Linked DNA regions of Homo sapiens: regions 1 and 2 are each linked to region 3. Evidence: chromatin contacts called from ENCODE Hi-C data. All regions are on one chromosome and are shown on one strand. Each heading gives the region's core, a stretch centred on a gene start or an enhancer-like site at or near the end of the contact. The rest is flanking DNA. Distances are from core to core; before and after follow the strand shown.

The links. Hi-C counts contacts between places; a loop is a spot of excess contacts on that map. Pooled maps may share reads with other maps.
Region 1: a map of CD8-positive, alpha-beta T cell shows a loop between it and region 3 (4-fold over the local background). The contact joins the promoter of TOPORS here to the enhancer-like site in region 3. A Hi-C loop is called at or near these places in 2 of 168 maps with a recorded cell type or tissue (CD8-positive, alpha-beta T cell and naive thymus-derived CD4-positive, alpha-beta T cell), 1 of 37 single-sample maps with no recorded cell type and 6 of 50 pooled maps.
Region 2: a map of CD8-positive, alpha-beta T cell shows a loop between it and region 3 (4-fold over the local background). The contact joins the promoter of RIGI here to the enhancer-like site in region 3. A Hi-C loop is called at or near these places in 1 of 168 maps with a recorded cell type or tissue (CD8-positive, alpha-beta T cell), 1 of 37 single-sample maps with no recorded cell type and 3 of 50 pooled maps.

Annotation. Positions count from the first base shown.
Region 1 is chr9:32,550,703-32,554,210 of GRCh38, reverse strand. It overlaps TOPORS (TOP1 binding arginine/serine rich protein, E3 ubiquitin ligase), which reads left to right and starts at 1,625. Exons shown (of 3, transcript NM_005802.5): 1 at 1,625-1,777; 2 at 3,243-3,437. The coding sequence starts at 1,775. It overlaps SMIM27 (small integral membrane protein 27), which reads right to left and starts at 1,884. Exons shown (of 2, transcript NM_001387564.1): 1 at 1,732-1,884; 2 at 1,204-1,410. The coding sequence starts at 1,776. The coding sequence ends at 1,288. It overlaps NDUFB6 (NADH:ubiquinone oxidoreductase subunit B6), which reads left to right. Exons shown (of 4, transcript NM_002493.5): 4 at 267-1,210. The coding sequence ends at 335. RefSeq lists enhancers at 1,137-1,850, 1,655-1,984, 1,995-2,204, 1,851-2,565 and a silencer at 2,845-3,064.
Region 2 is chr9:32,524,143-32,527,714 of GRCh38, reverse strand. It overlaps RIGI (RNA sensor RIG-I), which reads left to right and starts at 1,519. Exons shown (of 18, transcript NM_014314.4): 1 at 1,519-1,654. The coding sequence starts at 1,549. RefSeq lists an enhancer at 1,369-1,618.
Region 3 is chr9:31,345,808-31,349,357 of GRCh38, reverse strand. No RefSeq gene overlaps it. Among named protein-coding and RNA genes, the nearest start is that of LINC01243, 34 kb to the left of the region's middle. RefSeq lists enhancers at 2,053-2,112, 2,143-2,212. Within about 2 kb of position 2,122, at least 7 of the 41 ENCODE cell types and tissues checked have a DNase peak (open chromatin) inside an H3K27ac peak, as active enhancers do; they include CD8-positive, alpha-beta T cell, where a contact is called at or near this core.

The DNA.
Region 1 (3,508 bases), core at 376-2,875, 1.2 Mb before region 3:
TTATCACTTAGAGAACACAATTTTCGTGCCCTTTTTGATTATTTTGTTTCTGAGTGAAAATTTCCCTATTATTTCACTATACCTTAAAATTTTGAATACTGATTGTTCAGATTTAGTCAGCTTCTACTTTGTCTAGGGTCCTTTTAAAGGGAATGCCAGAACTCAAGTACATTTTCCATGTGAGATCTGATGAACATAGAACAGAATAGAACTATCACCTCTGTAGACTTAAGATTTTTGTACTAACTGTATCTTTGTTTTCCTAGGGTGATACAATTCTGGAGACTGGAGAAGTAATTCCACCAATGAAAGAATTTCCTGATCAACATCATTAAAGATTATGTAAAAAGTTAAAAGGCTTATGAGCCTAAGTTTGTTCCTATATTACCATATTTACTGAATTTTCTGGAAAAGTAACTTTAATAAAGTTTAATCTCAGAAATTGTCATATCTGTTTTCAAGCATTGTACAATTTGAGACTGAGTAATTTAACAATAAGTAAAAAGTGGACATGCTAAACAAATATGAGAGACTACCTACTTTTTCTGGTCATTCTTGACTTGGAAAACGGTATGGAAAAGTATTTAGTTACATGTTTGTTTGTTTTTTTCTTACACAGTACTTACACTAATTTGGTATCAGGGTATGCAACAGTGAAATATCACAATAAACAAATGTAAGAACAGCAATTCCATGCACTTTTGTTTTAAGGAAATCTTTCCGGCCAGGCGCAGTGGCTCATGCCTGTAATCCCAGCACTTTGGGAGGCCGAGGCGGGCAGATCACGAAGTCAGGAGATCGAGACCATCATGGCTAACACAGTGAAACCCCGTCCCTACTAAAAATACAAAAAAATTAGCCGGGCGTGGTGGCGGGCTCCTGTAGTCCCAGCTACTGCGGAGGCTGAGGCACGAGATTGGTGTGAACCCAGAAGGCGGAGCTTGCAGTAAGCCGAGATAGTGCCACTGAGCCTGGGCGACAGAGCAAGACTCCGTCTCAAAAAAAAAAAAAGCTTTCCGAATCATTTTTGAAGAATTTAGAAACTTGATTGAAAAGCTTATTCCAACTATGATCTGACACTCAAGACTGTCAGATTTAGGTTGCTGTTAATTTTGTCATGAGAATGTAAAATACTAAAATCTCTAAGTGAAAAATTTGCATACTAGTGCTTGTTATAAAGGATAATGCAAAAATAAACTTGGGAACTTTGCATTATGAATTTTATTTTTATATCTACATAAGCATGAGGGAAAGAACTGTATTTTCAGATAATTAAATCCAGAAGAGTTACAAATTTTCATTCGTCCCAAAGATTTTGTCTGGGTATTTCTTCCTTAGCTGTCGTCTTGCAGACACCATCGAAGCATAGATGATGCAGCCCCAGGAGATTAAAACGATGGCAAGCAGCAACTAAACCAAAAATCGCAAAGGAGGTGTGAAATCTACCTGATATTTCCCCTCGCCCCCGTCAGGTTACCGTTGCCATTGCTAAGGTGGGAATTAAAGTAACAAAGTCGAATAAATGGGGTTCCAGTGGCGGGTACACCCAGCAGCCCTTACGTAAGAAGCGGAAGATCGTATCCTCCAGGAAGAGGCGGAGTCGAGGTGAGGGAGTGAAATGCTTAATTCAGGAATGGATTTTGGAGTTTCTGGGTGCTGAAGAAATAGGGCCTTTCCGCCTGCGGGCCCAGTGAGTCGACACGGTGGGGGCCCGCGATCCCCGGGACTTACCACTGAATAAATCCAGTCCAGCGTGCGACGACTTACTGGCTTCATGGTAAGGAGGCGGCAGCAGTCCGCGGGAGCTGGCGGGAGCTGCGGGCCTTACAGTAACCTCCCAGGCGGTGGCTGCCAGGCGCCAGCAGCCATCTTTTAGCCGGGCACGAGCGCCCGCCCACTCGCTTCGTGCAGCGCTGTCGCTGGCCTCTTCCGCCCGGAGTTGGGGGGCGGTATCACGTGATCGGGGGCCTTGCCCGCCTTTTAGAGAGGGGAATAAACGAGAAAATGTTAAAAATTGCTTTTTTTTTTTTTTTTTTGCCAACTAAGGAGATAGGCGTACCTCCACTGGTTTTCTTTCTAGTTGCAATGCAATATTAATGCAGGATAAGGTGCTGTCGTGTCCATTTAAAAGTTAATTTGAAAAACAATCCACGTTTTAAATATTACGTCTGGCTCTAAAGCTGGAAGAATTAACGCTTTCTCCCCCGCTCCCTCCCCCACGCCTCCCCGCATCTGATACCACACGATTTAGATGGACGTTCGCCTGTTCATCTTTGACGTAAAAATACCACCCACTCTTTTATATGTGACAAATCGTTGTGGGAACCCCTGTAAATCGAGCCATTCTTCAGAAACGTATAGCGTAATGTATATCTCTAAGAAGAAATACGTGGGACGCGTTACCCGCCATAATGTATCAGTCAAGCAACAAGTGTTTGTTGAGCGTGTCTGATGTTCTTGAACTGCCGCGCGTGAGATACTAAGCCCCGAGCACGGCAGTTTGGTGGGCGAGCGTACCAGGTTCAGCTCTAGAATGTTTGGGGCGCTCACATTTGAGGCCTGAGGAGTAGAATCTGGCAACGGGCCGCTTAGGCTCTAGACGTTCTTTATACCTCGCAGTTATCTTAAAAGAGTTTTAGTCTAGATTTCAGGGAGTGGGAAGGGGAAGAGCGGAGAAAAACGTGGTCTGTTTAGGGAGGAGTCCAGGCCCTGTTTTGTTAGGTTGTCCTGTTTCTCCCCAGCCTGGAGGGGATCCCTCTCTGAAGACTTTATAGGATACTGGTTGGGCTCTGGTTTGGGATCCCGTTGGACTCCTGGTGTTGCTTCCGGGAGGCGTACAACAGGAGGTGAGAGACTTCAAGTCCATCTAACAATTCCCCTATCTAGACACTAAAGATAATTTCCTAAGTTTCCGCAGAGTTTGGTAAGGTTGAAACGACATCGAACTAGTTCTCGTGTTTTCCGGGTAAGTTAGGGGCGAACATTCAGTCAGTGTCCCCAGTGGCTGAGTACCAGTAACAAGATGGGGAGGGTCGCGCTGCCCTCCTCCGGGGTCTGGAGCGGCGGGGGAGGGGCCGCATTTGGGCCGGTGCGCTGAGCCCCGCCCCCGAGGCCGGCGTCCATCTGCTGCGCATGCGTGAGGAAGGCGGGTGTTGTGTTTTGATGCGCGGGAGCTGGGGGGTGGGTCTCGCTCTCTGCCCTGCTTCCGAGCTGCCATTGGTGATGAGCCCTTTGCGTCACAGGGGTCGCAGCCGCCGCTGGGGTCTCCGCTGTCTCGCGAGGAGGGTGAAGCGCCCCCGCCTGCTCCCGCTTCGGAGGGTAGGCGGAGAAGTCGCCGGGTACGCCTTCGCGGATCCTGCCGACACCGACCTAGCTTTCTGGGCTGCCGGGAGCTCGCGGCGAGCGCCCCAGCCAGGCCTGCGCCGGCATCCTCCGAGGTGAGTGAGATTCGGAACAATGGGACGCGGGGGTCGGAAGGGCCGTGGGAGTTGGCGCTCCCGCCTGGAGC
Region 2 (3,572 bases), core at 270-2,769, 1.2 Mb before region 3:
CTCCCCAAGTTTATCTGTAGGTTCAATGCAATCTTGATCAAAATCCCCATAAACTTTTTTTGGGGGAAGGAAGGGGTAATTGACAAGTTGATTCTTATTTCATATGGAAATGCACAGGGATTCAAGGTTGCAGTGACCCCTGTTTGCACCACTGCACTCCAGCCTGGGAGACAGAGTGAGACCTTGTCTCAAAAAAGAAATTAAAAAAAAAAAAAAAAAAGGAATGCAAAGAATCTCAAATAGCTAATATCTTCACAGTGAAAAACAAATTTGGAGAACTTAGTAGTACTTGATTTTGAGACTTAGTTGAAATCTAAAGTAACCTAGAGACAATGGTATTGTCAAAGTAGTAGGAAGTAGAATATAACAAGAGTCAGAAATAGACACATATACATTCAATGGACTTGGTTTTTTTACAAAGGTCCCAAGGCTATCCAATGCCAAAAGGAAAAGTTTTCAACAAACGGTGCTGAAACAATTAGAAATATGGAAAAAGTGAACCTGGACCCCCCATCTCACGCCACAACAAAATTATTTTGAGATAGTAATAGACCCAGAAGTAAAGGCTAAAAATATAAATCTAAAAGGAAACAATATTTTCATGACCTTGGGGTAGGCAAAGATTTATTAAAGAGGACACAAAAAACAACAAACAGAAGAAAAACCTGAAAATTGCATCAATATAAGTGTCTGCTCCTCAAAAGACACCTTTAAGAAAATGAAATGGTAAGCCACAGACTGGAAGAAGATATTTCGAATACATATATTTAACAATTTTGTATCCTGAATAAATAACTCCTGTAAATCCATAAACCAAAAAACTCCAAAGTCAGGCAAAAGATTGGAGCAGATGCTTCACAAAAGATATATGAATGACCCAGTAAGCACATGCAAATGTGCCCACCATTAATTATATGGGAAATTAAAATTAAAACCACAATAATATACCATTTCACACCGACCAAGATGGAAGTTAAAATTAAAAAAAAAAAAGAAAGGCTGACCAATGTGTCTATCTACTGGAGCTCTCCTACTGCGGGTGGGAATGTAAACTGGATGTAATCAGTCATTTTGGACAACAGGTGGCGGTTTCCTATAAAGCTAAACATAGACTTACCCTGGCACCCAGCCGACGTGGGAGAACTGGGTACACAGGTGTACACTTTACAAAACTCATCGAATTGCACACTCAGATTGTGTGCATTTTACTGTGTCTAAACGTTAGCGCTATAAAAGCAAAACAAAATATAAGATCATAAAAATAAAAGCAATTCCTAGGGGTCCTCTCCGTTCCCGGGCTTCCTCGGTGCGGAGGGAAACGAAACTAGCCCGAGGCAAAACAGCCTCCGCGAACCCCGCCCGCCGCTAGTTGCACTTTCGATTTTCCCTTTAGTTATTAAAGTTCCTATGCAGCTCCGCCTCGCGTCCGGCCTCATTTCCTCGGAAAATCCCTGCTTTCCCCGCTCGCCACGCCCTCCTCCTACCCGGCTTTAAAGCTAGTGAGGCACAGCCTGCGGGGAACGTAGCTAGCTGCAAGCAGAGGCCGGCATGACCACCGAGCAGCGACGCAGCCTGCAAGCCTTCCAGGATTATATCCGGAAGACCCTGGACCCTACCTACATCCTGAGCTACATGGCCCCCTGGTTTAGGGAGGGTGAGTGTCTCCAGCGGCGCCTTCTCGGCGGAAAACAATTGAGGACTTGTTTTTCTCTTGCTTCGTTCCCTTCTTTTAATCAATGCAGAGAGCCTGCCAGACTCCCCAGGTTTGTGGTAAGATCTCCGCAGCATTTTAGGCTAGAGGTTGCCAGAGTTTGAGGAGCCCTCGGAGGCCTAGGTGGGGAAACTGAGTTCCAGCGAGGTGAAGTGACTTGCTTAAGGGTGCTCATCTATTTAGGTTCAAAGCTGGGGAAGAAATTTTGTTTCATTTATTTTCACTAATATTAAAGTCTACTGTGTGCTTGGCTGGGTACTGACAGAGATTGAGAAATAAGATAAGGGCTCTTCCTTAGTATACATTACAGTCCAAGGGATGGGACACAAAGGGCAGATAATTACAGTACTGAGCACAAAGTGCGGTCTGAGCTTAAAGGAAGTTGATGCTTACTCTGCCGAATCTTATTTGCACGCCTAAAGAAGTGGAAGCTGGAGAGGAGCCGGACTTTTCCAGACCGAATAGCTTTAGGCTTTAATACAGGTGTTTCCATCTAACTTCGGAGACAGGTGATCCTGGGTAATGACCATTTTGTAAATTTGTATCGAATTACTTTGTGCTGGAGATGAGCAGAGGCTTCTGGGAAAGAGGTGAAAGGAGGTGGTACTTAAAAGATATCGATGAGGCCGGGCGTGGTCCCTCACGCTGTAATCCCAGCTGTAGAGCACCCGATGCTGTTGCTGTTCGGGGTGCCACTATGTAACCCGCACGGACCTAGGGGACTGAACAAAGAGGGGCGAACGCGGGAATAAAAGACAAGAGACAAAAGAGTATATCTGGAAGAAGGGGTCAGGGGGCACCTTGCCTCTAGTGGACAAGGGCCCTGAGCTTTACACAGCCCTTCTTATTAGGCAAAAGAGATAGCGAGAAGGGGAGGTGCTTGTTGGCTGGCTGCTTGATTCACAGCAGGCTTGCAAGACTGCATTCTTTGAACAATAGGTGCTAGATTTCTCAATAAATAATTTCAAGGAGCCTGGCGCCAGGGAGTGAGGCGCTCAGCAAACCATTTGGTGGCAAGGCAGTGTGAGTTTGCCCAGGTGCTGCATTCATGATAAACAGTTTGCTGTTTGATCATATAGCCTCCAGCGGAATGCTGAGTTGGTCACATCCCAAGGGCCTTCGGCTCCCTGCAGCCAGCACTTTGGGAGGCCTAGGCGGGTGGATCACAAGGTCAGGAGTTCGAGACCAGCTTGGCCAATATGGTGAAACCCCGTCTCTACCGAAAAATACAAAATTAGCCAGGCGTAGTGGTGCACTCCTGTAGTCCCAGCTACTCAGGAGGCTGAGGAATGAAAATCGCTTGAACCAGGGAGGCAGAGGTTATGGTGAGATCGCACCACTGCACTCAGCCTGGGTGACATCGTGAGACTCTTGTCTCCAAAAAAAAAAAAAAAAAAAAAAAAAAAACCGAAAAACAAAAAAAAGTCGATGAGAGGGGGCCTGGGAATCCTAAAAGTCTCCAAGTGCCAGTCTTTCCTGATGTTATTGCAGTTTTTGGAAATGGCGTTAAGACCGGCAACTAACTTGAATGCTAATTGCTCTACAAAACTAAAAGAAAGGTTGTGGAATGGCATTCTAGTGACCAGTGTAGCTTGGCACCTGAAGAAGTACTTGGAAGAAACACTAACAACTGGTGTGAATTCCATTTTTTCATGCACTCATATATTGATTTGATACACTTTGATGGAATAAAATAAGCAACTCGTGTCAGTATTATGTTAGCATTGGAGGTAATTTACTCAGCACCTATTACCTAATAGTGTCATTGAAAGTTGAGGAAGCAATGATGAGCACAGTAGAAACTGTCCCTGCCCTAATAGTGATTAGTGTGTCTATGTGAATGCAGGTAACAAAATAGTAA
Region 3 (3,550 bases), core at 873-3,372:
AAATAAATTGGAATTGGTTTATAATTAAAATGAGAAGTTTATAGTCCAATTTATTTTAACTTTTATTTTAGGTTCAGGGGTTGCGTGTGCAGGTTTGTTACATGAGTATGTTGTGTGACACTGAGGCTTGGGATATGAATGATTCCATCACTCAGGTAGTGAGTATATATGCAATAGGTAGTTTTTCAACCCTCAACCCTCCCCTTTCTTCCCCCAACCCCAGTAGCCCCCAGTGTTTATTGTTCCCATGTTCGTGTCCATGTGTAAAAATGTTCAGCTCCCACTTATGAAACAATGTGTGTGCAAATTGTCTTAGTTTAAAGAAGATCTTCTTGAAGATTTGAAGTAATATGCTTTCCATTCTCCCCACCCTGGGAGGATTTACACCAATGTGAGAAAAACAACTAAAACTGAAATAATTTTACTGGAGCTGCAGGATATTGTACGCATTGCCCAAATGATCATTTCCATTTCTAACATATGTTACCTTTGTCTTTATGAGTTTGGCTCAGAGAAGAGATAATGAATGACAGAAAGATAAAGATTAACATTTTAGTTTGAAAATCTGAATGTCAATTTGGAGAAGTATCATTCTCCCACTATAAAATATCGATTCAGAGAAAAATATTTGAATTCCTGTTTTCTGTTTAGAGTTTCATTCCTCTTGGGATATTTCTGAGGTTATCATAACACTTTAGCAACTGTTTTTTAAAACAGAGCCTTCTTATTCAGATTATTACATTGTTTCATGCTGATAATGATAGCACAGTTGTTTGGATTGAATCTATTTTACCAAACTAAATGCTTATATCCTCTCCCATTTTGACAAATTTCAAAGTGCCTCTCAATTGTTGCTGTAATCTTTAGATCCTGTGGAAGGTTTTTTCCACACTTTCAATACTGACCTCTAAAAGGTAAATCAGTATACTTCTTTAACACTCACAAATTAGTAATCATCTGTAGAATGCTTAGAATCAATTGTTAATTTTCAGCATCTTTTGACCATCACTGGTCTGTCTCTGACCTGTCTAGCTGTAGGGGATAAAAGCTTATAGCATGTGAGGTTGATTTCTTTGATTTCTGATTCAGTGGATATTATTCTCATCAGAACATTGAGAATGCTTTCAGCATCACTGAAACTTTAAGACAGTTGGCTCTCCCATCTCAGGTGTGCCAGGAGGCAGTGTATGTGTGTTTACATGAATACTAACCAACAGCTGTCCCTCTCCAAGCCTTTGTAGTACTATCTTCTCCCCATAAGGTTTTTTAGTAGGTTCCAAATTGAAGTCACTATGCTATATGTTGTCTACATCAAGCAAAGCCAACATAATATGTCATCTCTTGAGGAAATTACATCCGAATTCAAAGCTCATTGTGGCACACTTTTTCAACATTTGATATTTAGAAAAATACTAACATCTACGATTCTTTTTTCCTTGATTTAAAATGAGATAACTAAATACATTCTAGTATTAAGTGAGATACCGTATTTAAAGTGATTAGTGTCAAACTTTACATCCAGCAGTATTCAATAAACATTAACAGTCATCACTATTATACTGAACTAAAGCTCTTTGTCTCCAGATATTCTGCTCTAGCTAGAATGTAGAATTCGTAAGAAAAAATTGTTTCCATTTTTTGGAAATTGTTTCCTAGATAAATTAAAAGTCCTATGTTTTTAAAGGCAAAAAGTGCTGGTGATTCAAAAGACTCTTAATGATTATGTTCCAGAGAAATACCAGAAGTTTCTAGAAAAACAGAAACCAGTGATCTCTTCCTTCTCTCAGGCATATGTTAAACCTCGGCCACGGGTGGGTAGAGGATCAAGCCTGCCAAACTTAAAGGGACTGTTATGGGATAAGGAGAAACCAGCGGAATGGATAGCAACCATTTGAACTGATGTGATAGATTCGAGTATGTGGGATCCCAAATATACAGCTAAGTTTTTCCTGCCTGCCAGTTCTTTTTTACAGGACATTTTCTGAAAGCATAATAGAATTGAAGGCTGGAGGATGGATTGAAAAACAGAAATAAGTCTTTGAAGTCCTGCTGTACTTATATCACAACATCCTGCTAGATGTACGGAACCACATGTTATTCTTAAGAACAGGAAGCTAAAAGGAAACTGAAACTCACTCAGCAGCAAAAACAAACAGGCCAAACAACTCAGCTCAGCCCTGAAAGGATTAAAGTATTGTCCCCTGCGTGTAAATGTATATCAAAAGAGAAAAATATAATAGTATTTGGTCAAATTACAATTTTTTTTGAACACAATATTTGGTATACAAAAAACATTTACATAAGGGGCAGAAAACCGTAAAATTAATATTCATATTCAACAGTTAAATAAGAAAATGGGAACAGAACAACAAACAACCTAAGTGTTAGAAAAAACACTTTATAAAAATGATTACAAATAAGAGAAAAATCAGAGAGAAAAGTGGACAAAATCAATGAAAGTATTGGTCATTTTAACAGATGGCTGAGAATAGGAGATTATTATTTTCACAGAAATTTTATAATTTTATAAAAGAACCAAATGTATTTTCTTCAACTAAGAATTTTTTAAAATCTTAAATAGTGTTGCTTGGATAGGGTAACAGCAGACTTGTCACAGAAGAAAAAATGGCTTAGAGAATTTAAGATACATTAATAAAACTATACAAAGTATAGAGTGAGCATAGATTAATTTATAAATAAAAGAAAAAATTAAAACAGAGTATCAGTCTTCTGAGGTAATGTCAAATATTTTTCCATGTTAGGAGACTGAGAATAACACAGAAAGATAATTAAGACACAGAAAATTTTGAAGATACAATATGAAAGAATCTCCTAAATTTGTAAAACCTTTAATATGAATTTCAGTAAGCTCATTAAACCCCAAACAGGATTAATACAACACAAATACACATATGCACCAACCCAAAGCATATCATAAAGGCTTCATAAAAATGCTTTTAAAAACTTAAATATTGTCATCACTGATAATGAAACCCAGATGACCAGAAGGCAATAAAATGTCATTTTTAAAGAGCAAAAAGGAAAAGAAAATCTAGTCAATAGTTTTTAATCTAGTGAAATATCCTTCATAAATGAAAGTAAAATAAATAGATAACTGGAAAAATGAAAGCTGAAAAAAATTTGTCTCCAGCATACCCACAATAGAAAAAACAAAATTTACTCTTCAGGTAAAGGAAAAATGTTTTCAGGAAGAAGCACAAATCTGCAGGAAAGTATGAGAATGATAGATTAATATAGATAAAGATAAAAGTCTATAATAAAACATTAAAAGATCTGTGTAATTTTGGATGTATGGCTTAAGTAGAATAAAATATGGTATTTATTTATATATCAATAATAACAAAAGATTGTTATTCTTGTTAACAGATTATTAAAATATTAATTCAAACTGAGCTCAAGTTAGCCATATGTATTTTAAAGTGCTAAGTAAACATTAAAATAGGAAAAGTGAAATGCAATAGTGCTGACAAAATAAAAAATTACTTGAGTTCCTCAAAAGAGACAAAAATGTAAAAAGAAAAAACAGAAG